Linked DNA regions of Mus musculus: region 2 is linked to region 1. The links are chromatin loops, found by intact Hi-C in ENCODE. Cell type or tissue: heart. All regions are shown on one strand.

Region 1 (8,000 bases):
GCTTCCAAAGCCAGTTTGCAGGTAACACAGAAGATGGTTCTATCCAGACCATTAAAAACTGCACTTCAAGCCAGCCCTTGGGGAGTTCTTACTTGTTCCAAAGAGGGGTGTCTTCTTGTTCCATCGTTCCAGCCACTGGCTTGTTTGTGTGCTCACCACATCTGGCCTTTATTTGAAACTCCACCTCAAAGTATTTCATAGCACACAATATCTTTCCTTATTAAATTCTCCTGTACATTTTTTTTTTCGTAAAACAGGCACCAAAAGCTGCAGGCCTACCTGTGGCTCTGAGACTGTGTTCATAAACCTTTGGAAACCATTTGTGATTCGTTAATCACATTTTCAAAGGAAGTTACAGATTATAGATATGCTAACAATTGCCATATACGGTGCCTGGCACTGTAATGGGCTCCTTACGAATGAGGAACAAGGAAAGGAAGTTGGAGAGCCAGGCCTGGGATTTGTCCCACACAGAGGCTGCATGGGGGAGGGGAGAGCCAGTCTCAGAGCTTAACTATTATACTGTTCCTTGGAGGAGGCATGGAGGGAAAGTATGTAGAGCTGAGCTCTGCTTAAGCACAGAAGTGCACTCAGTAGGTGGCAAGGCATTTTATAAATCAGATGTTCCCAAATAATCATTAAAGTTATGAAGTCTGTAAATGTTTCACATAAAATGTATTTTTTTAAAGGAGTGCATTTTGCTAGAGAGATGGCTCAGTGGTTAAAAGTGCTTACTGCTCTTGCAGAGACCCGGGTTTTATTGACAGCACTCACATCAGGCAGCTTACAACTGCCTCTCACTCTAGTTTCAGGAGACCCCACACTCTCTTCTAGCCTCTGTGTGCTCCTGTACACATATGGGGCACATAAATCCAGACAGGCATGTACATACACACAGAGACACATAGATATAATAAGTAAATGATCTTTACAAGCTGTTCATGTATAAAGAGAAGGGAAGGCATTCGATGTATACAGTCTGATCACCTGATGCTTGGAACTCCAGGTAAGATTATTTTCAAGAGAAGTATGTGGTATGGGCTGATGTGGTGGTACAGACCACTAATGCCAGGCCTTGGGAGGCAGGCAGGTACATCTGTGTGAGTTGGAAGACAATCCAGTCTACATAGTTCTGGACTAGCCAGGACTAACAGGATACCCTGTCTCTAAAAGGAAAGGGATCAATTTGGGAAGCATACATTGACACATCCAAGAGGGCAAAGATGTCAGGTACGGTGTGGTCTAGGTATACATATATCTCCAGGATTCTCATTTCAGGCACAGTGTGGTCCAGAGCTATCCTATTCCATTTCCACTGCTTTCCCACAAGGGGCTTCATTTCCAGGTTGACTTAAACTAGGGGTCAAGGTGGCCATGAGGTGCTCCAAGCTCCAAGCTCACATCTCATAACATTAGCAGTGCCTGTACGTAGGGAACTACCTTTTCCGGGGCAATCCAAGAAAGCATCCCAGATGGAGTCTTTTGCGTTTCTTTTGCATTGTTGTAGGTTATGTCCCCATCTCTGAACTAATTCCTGCATTCTGGAATGATGTATATTGGCCTAGGTCCCTTGAGTGGTGATAAAAGAAAATGAACGGTTAGAGATGTGGCATACATGAGAGGATGCAGATGTAACTCCCATGGTAGGATGCTTGCCTACAATGTACAAAACCCTAGGTTCAATCCCCAGACACACTTAAGCTGTCCATAATGGTGCAAGTCTGCATTTGCAGCGCTTGGAATGTAGAGGCAGGCAGATCAGAAGTTCAATGCCATCCTCAACTACATAACAAATTCAAGTTCCACTTGGATTGTGTGGAACCCTATCTCCAACAAAGAAAAAAAAAGTCAAGGAGTTTAAACAGATTTCTCTCTTGTAAATGTTACCTCAGCAGAGCTGAGTACCTTAACACAAACATGGATATCTCTGTCAAGTGTCTAGACTCCCAACTTGTACATAGCAGAGGGGGACAATTGGTCATCCTTGTGTGACACCAACATATTCAGCAAACACTTCCTGCCTGTGACAGTGACAGCATTATTGAAGTCTCCTTCCTTTTGAGGAATTGGGGAGTGCTCAAGTCTGCACAGAGTCAGGTCTTCCTGGGTCAAGCACTCCTGTTCTGCCTGGGATGAGCTGCCAAGGGGGGAGAAGGACTTAGCCTGCCTGTCCTGGCAAGTTCTATTACCCCTACTTTACAGCTTGGTGGGAAGTGCTGAAGCAGGTCAGTGGTTTGCTTAGCACCAGACATCCAGGGTGAGGTGGGCAATGGTAGTGCCTCTGTACTCTTTTTTTTTTCTGACAAAATCCTGGGCATATTTTGAGGATAAAGATGTGTTTGGTATTTAGGACCTTAGAGTCAGTTTAAATTTAACAAAAGCTGAAATAACACGAGGCTCATACAGAAATTAAGGCAGGGTTTAGCAGGTGGTGAGGTATCCTTCCCAGTGCTGGCTATATGATCTTATTTGATTTTGCTATTGCATGTGTTACTTAGCTTGTCAGAGCCCATCTTCCTAACTATGGGACAGTGGGATGTGCAATGATAGAAGCAAAAATAAGGGAGGGGTACTCTAAGTAAGTTTGTGGGAAGAGAGGGGTGATGCTTAACTATCTGTCTTTACTGTTTTACACTTTGCATGTGTGTGGTACATGTATGTATTTGTCATGGGTATTTGCATGTGAACATGCAGATCTGAGTGCATGTGTGTACATGTATGTCCTGAAGCCAGATGTCTATGTCCGGTATCTTGGTATCTTTCTCAGTAATTCTCTATTCATTTTTAAAGGCAGGGTATCTTATAGAATCTGGTGTTCATTGGTGGCAAGACTGGCTGATCAATGAGCTCCAATGATCTGCCAGCCTCTGTCCCCATACCCAGTACCAATACACTGCATCTCCCTTTTACATGAATCTTGGGGATCTGAACTTGCATGGCGAGAACTTCACCATCACCATAGCCCCCAAATGCCTTATACTGTCAAGGTATTCAGTGTGTGTGTGTATACATGGTGTGTGTGTGTGTGTGTGTGTGTGTATGTGTGTGTGTGTGTTCTGAGTAATTAAATAAAGGAACATTGTGAAGTGACCAAAAGATGAACTCCTTCTTCCAAAGCAAAACAGAAGAATGGTTCTGACCCATCAACAGGCAGACCAACAATCTGTGATAGTATGCTTTTGAAGTTCAAGTTCTGGGCTGCCTGGAGTTTTTGAGAATGGTTCCTACTAAAATAGGCTTGGAAGCCAATGGCCTCTTTATCTGAGGTTCAGAAGGGCTGTCAGACTATCTTCCCACAAGGAAGGTCCAGAGTCCTAATACTCTATATACCTCCCCTGTGTCTCCTGCCTATGGCTCAGACCCAAGCCCCCCCCCCCTGCCCCCATCCTTCCTTCCTTCCCATTCCTTTTGCTTTTAGCAAGGCTGGCTCGCCCAGCTTCTATGCACACAGGAACTTTCCCTAACACGATCCAACTGCTAATCTGCTATCGTTTACAGTGGCTTCCGAGAGAACCACTTTCCTTCCTCTTCATCTGGAGTGGATCTGATGTCATAAAAGTGACTGTGAATGGTGAATGTCTTGTTAACTGGAAACCTCATAGACGAGAGTGTCGGCCCGGTTGACAACAAGCCCTTTTGAAGGCAGGCAGGGTAGCCTTCTTGGGTGGTGGTGGTGCAGGGGGAGGGGGAGACTTTCTAGAGATGGTGCAGGATCCCCACAGTGAAGTTGGCAGGGAATAAAGCGTATAGGAGCAACATTTGGCATCGTTTGGTACCACAATGATGTAAGAACCACCCCTCCTGGCCGGCCACAGTCTCCTTGATTGCACTGATGGCCATTTCAAATTTGTTTGATTCTAAAGTGGCAAAGGTTTCTCCTTTGTGTCTGGGGTACCTTCAGCAACTGTGTCTGCAATCACCAATCAATGTCTAAAGTGACAATTTGAGGTCTTAAAATATTTAGACTGACCTTGCATCTCTCTTAGATTCATTGTTTAATCAAAACAGGACTGAGTCAAAGAAGAGAAAAGAAAATGGGTACACCTCTATGCGTGTGTGTCTTGTATATATGTACAACTATGTATATATGTCAGTATACTATGAACTTGTGAAGTGTTTGCTTATCCTTAGCCTGCAGCAGAGGGCAGACTTTCCTACCTTATAAACACCCCAGTAAGCAGCAGTAAGGGCCTTAAGACACACAAATATCCAGACACAAGAATGTCCGGTCGATAAAATGGTACACTTGCTGGTTGACTAACACCGGTGATTTAGGGGGAAAAAGTGAAAGCACTCCCCAGTTATTAATGCACTCATCAGCTTTTCCAGAGAAATGCCCTAATGGCCATTAAATCTGGCAGCGATTCCCAATACTCACATCTACTGCAGGTGAAGGAGCTGTGTTTAGCTCAGCACTGCCAGGGCCAGTAGCAAACGGGAGGTCTGTGAGTCTGCAACATGTACTCAGGATGCTGAGCCAGAGTCCAACTGTGGAGACCAATATTTTGTTTCTCAGCTGAGAAGTCTGGAGGAGGTTTGAGATGGGAAGTTTATGAAGCTTAGGGGAAAGGACAAGATTTGATAAATATATGTAGGAAGCTCTTTCCTCTGACATAAAGGGCTGCGCACATTAGCTTTTGAAGAGAGATGGGTCTGCTCACCCTTCACATATTCCTTCCGAGGGTGAGATAAATATTCTTTGCACCTGACATTTTAGAGTCAAGGAATTCTCTAGACAAATGTATGCCAAGCAAAGAATTGACCTTTATAGTCTCCAAATCGGAAGAAAGGCGAATAGCCAGGGCTGACGTTAAAGTCCTTATATTGCCACCCACAGGGCTGATCTCAGGTACCTGATGTTTCCTCACAGCTCACACTCAGCAAGCAGGCCCTAGGAGGATAAAGATGCCCAGGTTGATAACTTTACGACCATTTGTCTGACTTTCTCCTCTTCCCTATGCTAGTATGAAGAAGGAAAAAAACGGAGGAAACCCAACTACAGTAGTGTGGATCTCTCTGAAGTCGAGTGGGAAGACCGGGATGATGTGGTAAGTGACCCTTTGCAGCCCTCATTGTCAAGGACAATACTGACCATAAAAGATAGGCCAGAGGACAGCAGAGGGCTGTGAAGACAACTGACCCTTCCCTTATGGTTGGAGTTGTATAGCTCCTCCTGCTAGTCTGCTGAGCCTGTACCCAGCAGGCTCTGGATTCCTCTACAGCTGATTCATTCCACTTCATCCCCAGTATAATTGTCAGGACTTGCCTTACCATCTTCAGAGAATCCTGTTGCTGGGCAACAGGAGACCCAGTAACTACAAAGACATGCCATCTACAGGCCAATAAGACAGGCTCCCAGATGGATAGAATGAACTTGTTAGGTCTACGTGGACACAACTCTTGTCACCAAAGAGTAGCAGAGGAGTGTGAGGGCTCAATTTCCCCATGTGTGGTCAGCCTCCCAGCCCCACTGCTACCTCCACTCCCAGTCCCCTGTCCTGTGCTTCTACCTGTCCCACGGGATGTCACAGGAAGCCATTTGACATCCCAGACTATCTCCTCTTGCTTTATAGAAACAGGGCTGGCGTCCTAACTCCCTTGTTGCTGCTTTCTTCATTTTCATAGCCTCTGCAATGTGAATGGCCTTAGCTAGCAGAAAGCTCAGGTTTTTCTCCCTTGTCTATAAAATGCAAAAGCCATATCTATTACAGAAATTTTACCTAGTTCTGTCTGGTTAAACCCAAGCTCAGACAAAATAAAATTGTCATTCAATAAAAACTACTGCCTCATCCACTCTTCTTTTCCTATCTGCCACTGCTTTGACATCATGGAGAGTCAATGACCAAGAAGAGTTTGCTGTCTTCTCTTCCTCAAGCACTGTGACCAGGATCCTGGTGGGTTTTTAGGGTCATCTGCAGCTCATGTGCTCTTCCCAACCCCTGCACCATTGTGGACAGCTACAATGCCAGGACTCAAATCTCACCTGTGTGGAGACTGTCTGTCTCTGGTGTGTGGCAATTACTGCTTCCCCTCATAGGTTGTCCTTGCAGATGCTTTGAGGATTGAACATACTGGTTGAATGAAAGATAAAAAATAAAAAATAAAAGTGCTTATACCACCGTGTGACTATGTGAGGATGCTGGAAATGGGCCCTCCCTCTGGGATCACAGTGCTGATTCCTACCCTGGTCCTTTGAGTAGCTTCTGCTCGCTTTCTCTTCTATGGTCACCGTTTCCCATGCTGTTTTGACCTCAAAGGATGCTCTCTGCTTCTTTCTTAGAAGTGTTGGTATTTACCATAGGCAGGATTTTTCATCTTTTCTATTGTAATCACCTAGGATGGAAGACTTGGTCATACTAACCCATACTTCCCAAGTCCCATTTCCCTCTTATTATCCTCAGTGCTCCTGCTAGTCCTGTGTGTGTGTGTGTGTGTGTGTGTGTGTGTGTGTGTGGTGAGGAGGACATCTCCTTTTGCTATTCATGGTTCTGAAATGATTTTTGTCTCCTTATCTCATTTTCCTTTATGGGTGGAGTTTCAAGTATCAGATTCCAAGCATGCATTTCATTGTCATCTAACTTACAGGGCTGGGTTCTAGGTGTCTACTCTCATATTTACCATATTCTTCATATTCAAATTGGCCTCTGGCTATTTTTTGTCTGGTTCTCTGTGGCAAGAAGCCCAAGGCATTAGTTCTTTTAATATCAATGTGCTTGACATAGGAAAACTTAAGTCACCATCTCTCCTGTGGATCTGGGCCCAAAGGAACTATTGGAGAATTTTGAAAATCTGTGTAACACATTCTCTTATGAGGAATGCACAGAGGCCCACATACCAATGTGCTAATGCAGAAGTTTGCAACTAAGTGACTAAGGACAGGGTTCAGGACAATGTGGGTAAAGGACTGTGGAAGCAGAGCTTTCTGGGCCACATAAGCAAAGCCTGCCTGGATGCAGAGAAACTGACTGGAGCATCCTACTTCCCATGGACAGCAAGGCTCGTGTATAATTTAATGAGCACGTTTATAGCATAGACCCTGCTGCATACTTCCAAAAATGACACAGTATCACATATGTCACTTAAATTTTTTGCAAAATAGTCTGGCCAAGAATAAAATAAAGGGGCTGAAAGGATGTTCATTGGTGAAGTGCTTGCTGTGCAAATGGGGGGGGGGGGCAGCTGAGGTTGATCCCCAGAACCCCTGTAGAAAGCTGGCCATGAATGGTGCAATTCCAGTTGAAATCTCAGTACTGGGGAGGAGGGGCCTGATCTCCTCTGATGGGGCCCAGCAAGAGATCCTTTTCTGAGGGATAAAATCCAACTTTAAACTCTGGCCCTCACCTCTCACATGTGTACACATACACATGTACAACCACTTGTGCATACAACTACATGTACATACATGTACCTATACAAACACACATACAAACACACACAAGAGAAAGGCAGAGCACACAGAGAAGTGTGCTCGTGACTTCCGATGTCACCATAGTATCAAATATCATGCCAATTATTGTGAAAAGACAGATATTTAGGTGGCCTGTGTGTCAGCAATGTCTGTGTAACCAGGGAGGATCATCTCCAGGGAAACAAAAAGTGTCTTAATTTTCTTTTAATTTTTATTTTTCCTCCTTCCTTTCCTTCTTCCTGCCCCTCCTAATCATCCTCCCTCCAACCTTCCCATATTTGGTCCAACTCTCAATGTGATAGCCCCTTTTTCTTTGGATACTACATATAATATTGTATATGTATATGTATATGTATATGTATATGTATATGTATATGTATATGTATATGTATATGTATATGTATATATTTGAGTGATATGTATATATATATATACATATATATATATATATATATATATATATATATATATATATTTGAGTGAGTGTGTGGGTATATGTGAATGAGCACGTGTATGCACAAATACATATAGATACAACTTGATGAGTCTGTTTTTATTGTTTGTGTGAATATGGTTTCAGGGCTGAAATTCC
Region 2 (8,000 bases), 540 kb after region 1:
GGGAACCATCTTCTTTCATGTTGTACAGAATGGCACATCTCCTTGATAAATGTGGTCTGCCAGGACAATGCGGCAACATTTTGGGATCCCAAGAATGGCTGAGGACCAGAAAACATATTGTAATCCCTGGAAGCAGCACAAGAGGAATGGGTTCATTAGGAGCTCAGAAAGAAGCCGTCCTGCCCCTGCCACGGGTGAGAAGGCTGCCGTTGAAGCTTAGCTGTCTGCCCAGAAAGAGATTGCCCACAGAAGGAAGCAATTATGAGAGAAAGAAGAAAAAAAAAAAGACCTGCTGGTGCCATCCTCCATATTAGCCTATGATTTGGTAAGCAAATCAGATAAAGGAGAGGATAAAGTGAAGGTTCTTGTTTGCTGTTTCTCACAGTTTGGGTGTGACAAAAAAAAAAAAGTGTGTGTTGGGGGGGGGGTGGTCTCCAAATAAATTTCTGCCAAATATGCCTCTCTGGTTTTCAAACCTTTGAGTCTGTAGGTATCAGTGGAAATGGGTAAGAGCAATAGGGAGTGAGCTAAGCAGGAGAGAGCCTCTGGATGGTGCCCAGTTCCCTGGGCCAGATAGAACTCTTTGCAGGAGAGTTAAGAAGGGAGAGAGTTCAACAGAGACCTGAGGCTGGTATGGGCTTCTGTGACTTTGCCAAGACCCCTAGTGGGTCATGATCTTTATGAGGTGGGAAAGGCACTGGTAGATCTGAGTGACTTAGACCAGCATGTAAATCAGGTTTGTAAAGTACTAAAGCAATCAAGAGTGGATGAGAGAAAGAAAAAGCAGATGAAGGGGGCTGTCCAGGTCACTTGAAAGCAAATGTGGCGAGATTGGTGTGGAGCCAGGCTTCCTGGGGAAAACCTGACGGAGAGCCAAGCGCTGTATTTGTGAGGTTCTGGAAGGCTTTAAAGCCTGAATAGTTCACCAAAGAAGTGCAGGTGATCCCTGCGGCCAGCTGCCATGAAGGAAGCAGATCTCATGGGTAGGCACTGGGCCAACTGCTTCCCTAAAAGGGAGGCCAAGGCTGCCTGCAGGCATAGCCATTCAGAGTGACCAGAGGCCCCACATTCAGCTGTGGACTTACTGGTTTCTAATATGCTTGGGTGGTTTCAGGATCCAGGCCCTAGTTGGGTCCTGGTGGCCTGCAGAGACATAAGAAGCCATTAGCAGTGGACGTGTAGACAAGGGGTGCAGGTGAAAAGGGGAACTGGCCTTATCACAAAGGAGGCGAAGTTCATGTCTTTCCCCCAACCCCCACCCGCTAGGGCAAGTCACACAACACATACCAATCGTTACTTTGTTCATCCTATCCATTTTTATAGTTTAAAGAGACTTTAATTGCACAAAAGCCAACCACAGTCATCAGAGAGATCGATGAAAACCAGTTTTGGTTTTTGTTGTTTTGTTTTGTCACTTAGAGATAAGAACTACGTAACACTAGATAACACTGTGTACTAATTTTTTTTTTCATAAATACAGGAGGCAAAATTTACCTGCTCATTTCCATTATAAAGCATAAGATCAATGCTGAATGCAAAAAGAGGATGAGGATCCTTGGGTACCAAGTCAGATGCCCTACACTACCCATAATTATCATAGGACTAACTATAAAGGCTGCATTAAGACACCATACAACCAACAGCACACTAATGAGTAAAGGAAACGCCTTCAAATGACTCCCTGGAAAAGAACAGAACTTGGGAGCAAAAGACCATCCTGGTCTCTAGATATCACCAGATAAAGCCACAAGAGTGACATCCCCAAAGGAGATAGATTCGAAAATCATTAAAATTCAGTCAGTTCCCCACCCCCACATCCTCTTTTCCTCACTCCACCTCAGAACTATCTGTAAGTCTTGAAGGGTATCATCATACTGTTCGCTACAGGCAGGAGCACCTGGGTTCACCTCCTTCTCTCCACTAGCCCTGGGACTCCTGATAATGCTCCACTAACTTTGCTACAAATGTGGCAATTTTAGACTCTCTAAGTGGAATTGTATCCAGTGTTTGTCTTTCCACACCTGGCTTTTTTCACTTAGCTTAATTTCCTCCAGACTCACTTACATCCCCTCTCACAGCCTCAAGTCTGACTAATACTTTGTAAGTCAGTACCTCCCTCCCTCCCCTCCCCCGCTCCCCCCGCCCCCCCCACCCCCCCCACCCCCGCCTTGGTCTGTCCATCCGCTGCACACTGACATTGCTTCACGCCTTTACTGTCTTCAGTAGTCTTGACAACAATATAAATATAAATTGAAGATAAAAGAGCAGGTATTTCTTCGGGGACCTGCTCTTAATCCAGTACAGGGATGGATATGTGATAGGCTAGGTGAAGGAGCTTAGCCCTTAGAAACCAAGCTGGAGCCTCCATGTTCCAGCCCACCACCCCAAACAATGACTGCTGATTGAACAACAGGCAACAACCAATCAAGTCCTCTCATTAGGAACGTGTGTGTGTGTGTGTGTGTGTGTGTGTGTGTGTGTGTGTGTGTGTAATTCATTAAGAGCCAATGACTGGGATATTATCATCTTGAGACCAGAGCATTTGTGATTACCCACAAGTGACCCCCCCCCCAAGACCTGAACCTATTCTCATTCTTTAGTAGGAGTAGGCTGCTGGGTTCCCCCCAGGAAATTAAGAAAATACAGACTCCCTAGGAATCACTGTCTACACAGTAAATCTGCATAACCAAAAGGTAGGTTCTAAATCTGCATTTTGCTGATGTCATGTGTTAACTTAGAATCCATGGTGAAGGGGAATTCATGAATGCCTTGCTCTGGGCTCCTCCCTGGAGCCTAGACCTTGGTTCAGGCAGACCTTGCCATCATCATTTTGTAACCGTGGTCCCCACCCCACAGCCTGCAGCCTGTAACAACTGCTAACAGATCCGTAACTGAGGCAGCCAGAGCTTCAGGTCCTGCTGCTGCAGAGTCCATCTGTATAGTCCTGGGCCCTGCATCCTGTGCCTTACTTAGTACCCATGGCTGTCTCCCAGGCCATTGAAGACTCTTCTCTTGTTTCAGTGTTACAAAGGGATTTAGGTGTAGTGGAATTTGAAGCCAGACTGCCCTCCATAACAAAAGCCTGTCTTAAAAAGGAAAGAAAAGAAAAGGAAGATAGGGGAGTGGTGGGGAGGAAAGAAGGAAGAGAAGGAGGAACAACAAGGGAATGACCAATACTAAGACAGTGTCATAGTCTATATTCTGAGCAAATGGCTCTCATGGTGTGTCTGAAATCAGCACTGGTCAGTAGGCTTCTTGTGCCGGTGGGAGATGATGAAGGCCTGGCTGCCTTCTAGATGCTCACTGAGCATCTCATGTGTGCAGGTGCACATCTAGACCTGCACTCCTACACTCACAGGAAATCCTATAGCTATTCCGTCGTTTACTTTCGTGGCTATATTAAGCCCCTGATATGAGGCTCGATGCCCTGAAGAATGAACTGCTTTAACCATTCCAGCTCAGCTAGTCCCCACAGCTGCTGGTGGCTCTTGTCGACGCGACGCGACTGTTTTAGATACTTTGCCTAATTAATTGTGCAGAGTAGGAAACACCAGCTTAGTTTTAGTAAACCAGGAAATTGATACTCAGGGATGGAAAATGGCGTGCCTGAGGTCACAGGATGAGGCAGGGCAGGAATCCAAACGCAAACTGATTCTGTGACACACCATAACTACTCCGCACTTACACGCATGGGCGTGAAACTCTGATAGGGGATAAAAATAAAACGGGACCGTCCCATCTCTCCGGCATCAGCTCTGTTTTAGTTACAAAGCCAAAACAGAAAGCAATGCCAGAGGCAGGACCACACTATCAATTCCGCCTACCCATGTGGACTGCTGGCCAGCGGGCTTGGCGAGGAACTCCAGTCCTGGCTCAACACAAGCCTGTGGTCAAGCATGTTTTATTGCATGCCGAAACTCAAAGATTGCTCAGCCTCCAAGACCAGAAGTGATTGCAGGGCAACAAGGGAAGGGAGGCTAGAGACTGCCCCTCCTGGCTCTGAGAGTGGACACCCTGTCTGGCGAGTTGCCTTCTGCCTTCATAGAGCCCCGCCGCACCCCAATTCAGGGAGGCCCCATTGCCTGGGAAATGTCTCCAGTGTCTAGGCTCCCACGCCCAGGGGAGCCTCCATCTCTAACAGTTAGGGCCAGCCATTCAAATCATATTACACTGTAAGTGGTTCTACAAATTGTCAGCCCTAATGAAATTTAGCAAGAAGCAGCGGGAGAGGTGCAAACAGTTTAGAACTGGTTTCTTGGGTTTCGAGCCCCAAATTCAAGTGGTTGAAGCTTCTTATGGAAAAAAAAAATGCAGGGAGCATAAATTTCCCCTTGTCACTGGGGCACCCTCTTAGGGTTCTCTCTTTCCCAGTGCCCCACCCTAAATGGTACCAAGTCGTGATCCTTCCTCACAAGAGAAAGTCTGAGTGATTTGTTTACCCAGCTAAAGTTTTGGTTGGTAGAGGCCCTGGGGAAATGCAGAGGGGAAGAATAAAGGTGGAGAGCTTGGGCCCCAGCCTGGATTATGGATTTCAGGAAAGGCTCTGAGTGGGAAAACGTACCTGCCTGCCAGGAATCCCTCCAGGAAACCAGCCTGTTAGACAGGACCCGTGTTCTCTGCACTGCAAACAGTCTGGAGATGGCAGGCTGCAAGCCAGCTTCATCCTGCTCTCTGCCCACCACTCGGTAACATCCCCAGATGTGCTCTCCATGGCCGAGGGGTGGGTCATGTGCAGTTGCTACTTACAGGCTGCCGATAGAAGACTTACCACTTGTCGTTTATTGTGTGAGCACCACGTCCAGGCCAGTTGCCTGCACAAACCACTTCCTGGGAAATCCCTGGGAACCTATGCACAATGGCCAGGAACTGCCCCTTTCACAGATAAGGCCCAGGAAGGCCAAGAAAAGGGCCAGTACTCTATGGGTGGTTTTGAAACACAGAATGTCATGATTTGAGGGACAGAGCACCTGGATAGACAAAGAGAGGGCAAGGCACATGGGCAAATGGGCAGAAGGACAGAGGACAGAAGGACAAAGGCCAAACAATGTAGTCCAGGTTCCATTTGCTTCATTTGCCCATGTTCTGTTTCCCACCTCCAAATATGATCAGCTGGTTAAAGGAGAAGGCAAATACTCTTGACACTTTCCAAACCACTATGCACATGTTGAAGAATGGGGGTCCAGAGAAGGCACAAACTTTGCCCCAAAGCCACACAGCAAAATGACAGACTGTGATGAGCCAGAGCACAGACCAAATGGTTTGGGTCTAGGGACATGATACATGATGGTTCATGTGCAGAAGAAAATTCCCAGCCTGCTGTTCATGGCGCCCTCCAATGGAGGAAGGGGAGGGGAACAGCCAGGTGACCTCTACTGGACCAGAGTCCTTGTAAAATGTCAGGTTGTGAGAGTGTCTGGACTTCCCATGTTCTCCTGGGAACCTGACATCCTGGACATAGTGAATAGAAGCTGCTGTGGTCCTGGAGCCTGTGCTATTGTCTCTGAGCTTTCAGATGAGGAGGCTGATGCCAGGAGAGAGCCAAGAGTCTGCCCAGGAAGCACAATGGCTGCCTGCAGCAGATGCCTGGGATGCCAGGGTCCTGCTCCTGTTGTGTTCAGTTCCTGCTAAACTGGGCTCCAGTTTCTCAGCCTCCACTCAGCCCTGTGGAGCTGCTTAGTCTGTGCCCTGCCCAGCGGTCATGGTGTCTTCTGAAATCAAGGAAAACTTTGTGGAGCCAATCCTGTGGATCCCCACTAAATCATGTGAATGGAGCACCCTGCATTTGTGGAACCTGGAGGTTCTAGCTCGTCTCCGAACCCTGGTGCTGAGAAGGGGCTGTTTTTGTAGATTCCTGAGACGGCCACAGCAAGAGTACTTGCTAGGTGTCAGGATAGCAGGATCCACAGTCCTCACCATCACCTACAAAGCAGTCACAGTCTCATATATTACAGATGATAATGTTGAAGCTCAGAGGGGTTCTGTAGGTGGCCAAAGGATGCACAGCTAAGGAGAAAAGCTTCCAGCCAGGGTTTTTTCGGTTTGTTTGTTTGTTTGTTTTCAGGGAGATGGTGATTGTTTTTCTCTTCTTTTCTTTTCTTTTCTTTTCTTTTCTTCTTAGCTGAAAGCTTTGTCCTTCCCTCTGGGTCATACTTGTGGTGAGTGTGTGGGAGTACGTCTTTGAATCTCAGCTGTCCTCAGACTGCTAATGCAATGAGAACCATGAGTCTAGATCTCAAGAGGTCTCAAAGAGCCCGGAGTGCCTCACTGGAGATGGAAGGTCACAGGGAGAAAAACCCATTCCGTTCATTACTACCTTCATGATGGAGGGCATTTCTGTAGACAGGACCTGCAACAGAGCAGTAAAGTCTTCTCTTCGCCCAGATGGACTTGGGTGGAATCTTTCTCAGGTCTGTCCATGCCTCTCCTATTTGGGGTAAGCAGACATTCTTTATGTTTCTCCAGGAAAAGTCATGGCCCCTGAAGATGGGTTACCATGATGCTCCAGGGACTCACCTGGTTTGCATTTCCTTCTGGCTAGTGGGATCCACACCAAGTTTGGGGACACAGTGATGGCCTTGGGAAGTATCAGGAAAGCCAGTGCACCAGATGGATAGAATTACTAGTTCCAAATCTCAGAGTCTTGCAGTTGACATTTATAAGGAAACCACTCAGAGAATGCCTGGTGGATGTGTGACCCTTCTCTGCAGGTTGAATCAGGGACCCAGGCCTCTCTGCCTGGGGCTCCATCAGCTGCTGGTGTTCAGGGTCAGTGACATAAAGACACAGAGAATTCACAGTGGGTTTTCAAAACCTCAGGCTCCAATCTCCTAATCTCTCACCCTGAAGTACGCAATACTCCCAATCCCCCCAGTTGACAGAACAAGTCCTCTGGTCATATATATGGGGACTCTGACAAAACAATGTCCCATTAGGCGGACATCTTCCCTTAACACCACCATACTGCTGCAGAAGAGGATGGGTGGACACTTGGGTCAGACTTAAACTCTTCAAATTATCCATTCCTTCGTCTACAAAGCAGAGTCAAAGTACTAACTCGGGTGGTCTTCGAGGGTCTTAAGCAAAACGAGAGAAGGAACCATTAGCACCAAACAAGAATAAATGTTATCAGGAGGACATAACTACGATCATAGAATTCTACCTTGAGAGGTGAAGGCAAGAGGACAGTAAGTTTTGAGGGCTAGCCCAGGCTACATAGGCAATGACAGCCTACTAACCTACTGAGTCAGAGAAAATAAAGAAAAGGCCAGAGAGACATCTTACCCAGGTAACACAGGTTTCCAAGCGACACATCCCACACTAATGAAGCTCAGCAGCAGGCCTCTCCTGCCCGTCCCACCGCACCCAGGCTACTGCACTGCCCTAGCCTACATTAAAGACAGAGTGAGTCCTCCCAAGGGCAAGGGTCTTTCCTGGCCAGAAGTGCTTCCTGCTTGGCAACTCCAGGGTGCCTCCGGATCACACACCAAAGCCCCTATAGGTTTAGCCAGGTGGGGGAGGGGTAGGCTGGCTAGAACAATACCCCTGGTGGTTTAAAGTCTTTGTTTTTTAACTGATTCCACCTTTTATGGTAGGTTGTGAGGCATCCTGGGGGTGGGGGTGTTAGATCACATCATTTAAATATTAACTCTAATCGCGGTTGCTTACATCCCTTGTTCTATGTGAGGGCTGAGATCATGGAGACTCTAGATGACATTGCCTGTGAGTGGCAGAGCCAAACCTGGGGAGGGAGAGCCTCTTTGAACACTCAAGGATCATTTATTGAGATCCCACGATCGATCTGTGTTTGCACAGGAAATCTTGCTTTTCCTTAATTCTCACACTGCAAGTACCTAAACACACACTTAATAAGGATTGCTGTGGCTTTCACTCTCAGGTGTCCCCCACCCCCCACCTGGGACATCTAGAAATGTCTGGAGGCAACATTGTGATTTTTCATACATGGGAGAGTGCTGTCATCTTCTAGAAGAAACCTGTCTGGA

The links. A loop is a pair of places that touch in the nucleus more often than their neighbours do. Peaks named below come from ENCODE experiments on the same cell type or tissue, not always from the same donor. Only the 100,000 strongest peaks of a DNase experiment are listed, where the experiment ranks them.
Region 2: a loop joins it to region 1, with 1.8 times the contacts of the local background. A loop is called at or near these places in 2 of 42 quality-filtered maps.

The regions. Positions count from the first base shown.
Region 1 is chr14:29,070,105-29,078,104 of GRCm38, reverse strand. It overlaps Cacna2d3 (calcium channel, voltage-dependent, alpha2/delta subunit 3), which reads left to right. Exons shown (of 38, transcript NM_009785.1): 18 at 4,965-5,048. Among named protein-coding and RNA genes, the nearest start is that of Lrtm1, 56 kb to the right of the region's middle. In heart, a CTCF peak has its summit at 4,134 (motif pointing right); no DNase peak of the experiment used is centred here; H3K27me3 peaks cover 1,257 bases.
Region 2 is chr14:28,528,952-28,536,951 of GRCm38, reverse strand. No RefSeq gene overlaps it. Among named protein-coding and RNA genes, the nearest start is that of Wnt5a, 27 kb to the right of the region's middle. In heart, no CTCF peak of the experiment used is centred here; a DNase peak (open chromatin) is centred at 3,821; H3K27ac peaks cover 416 bases.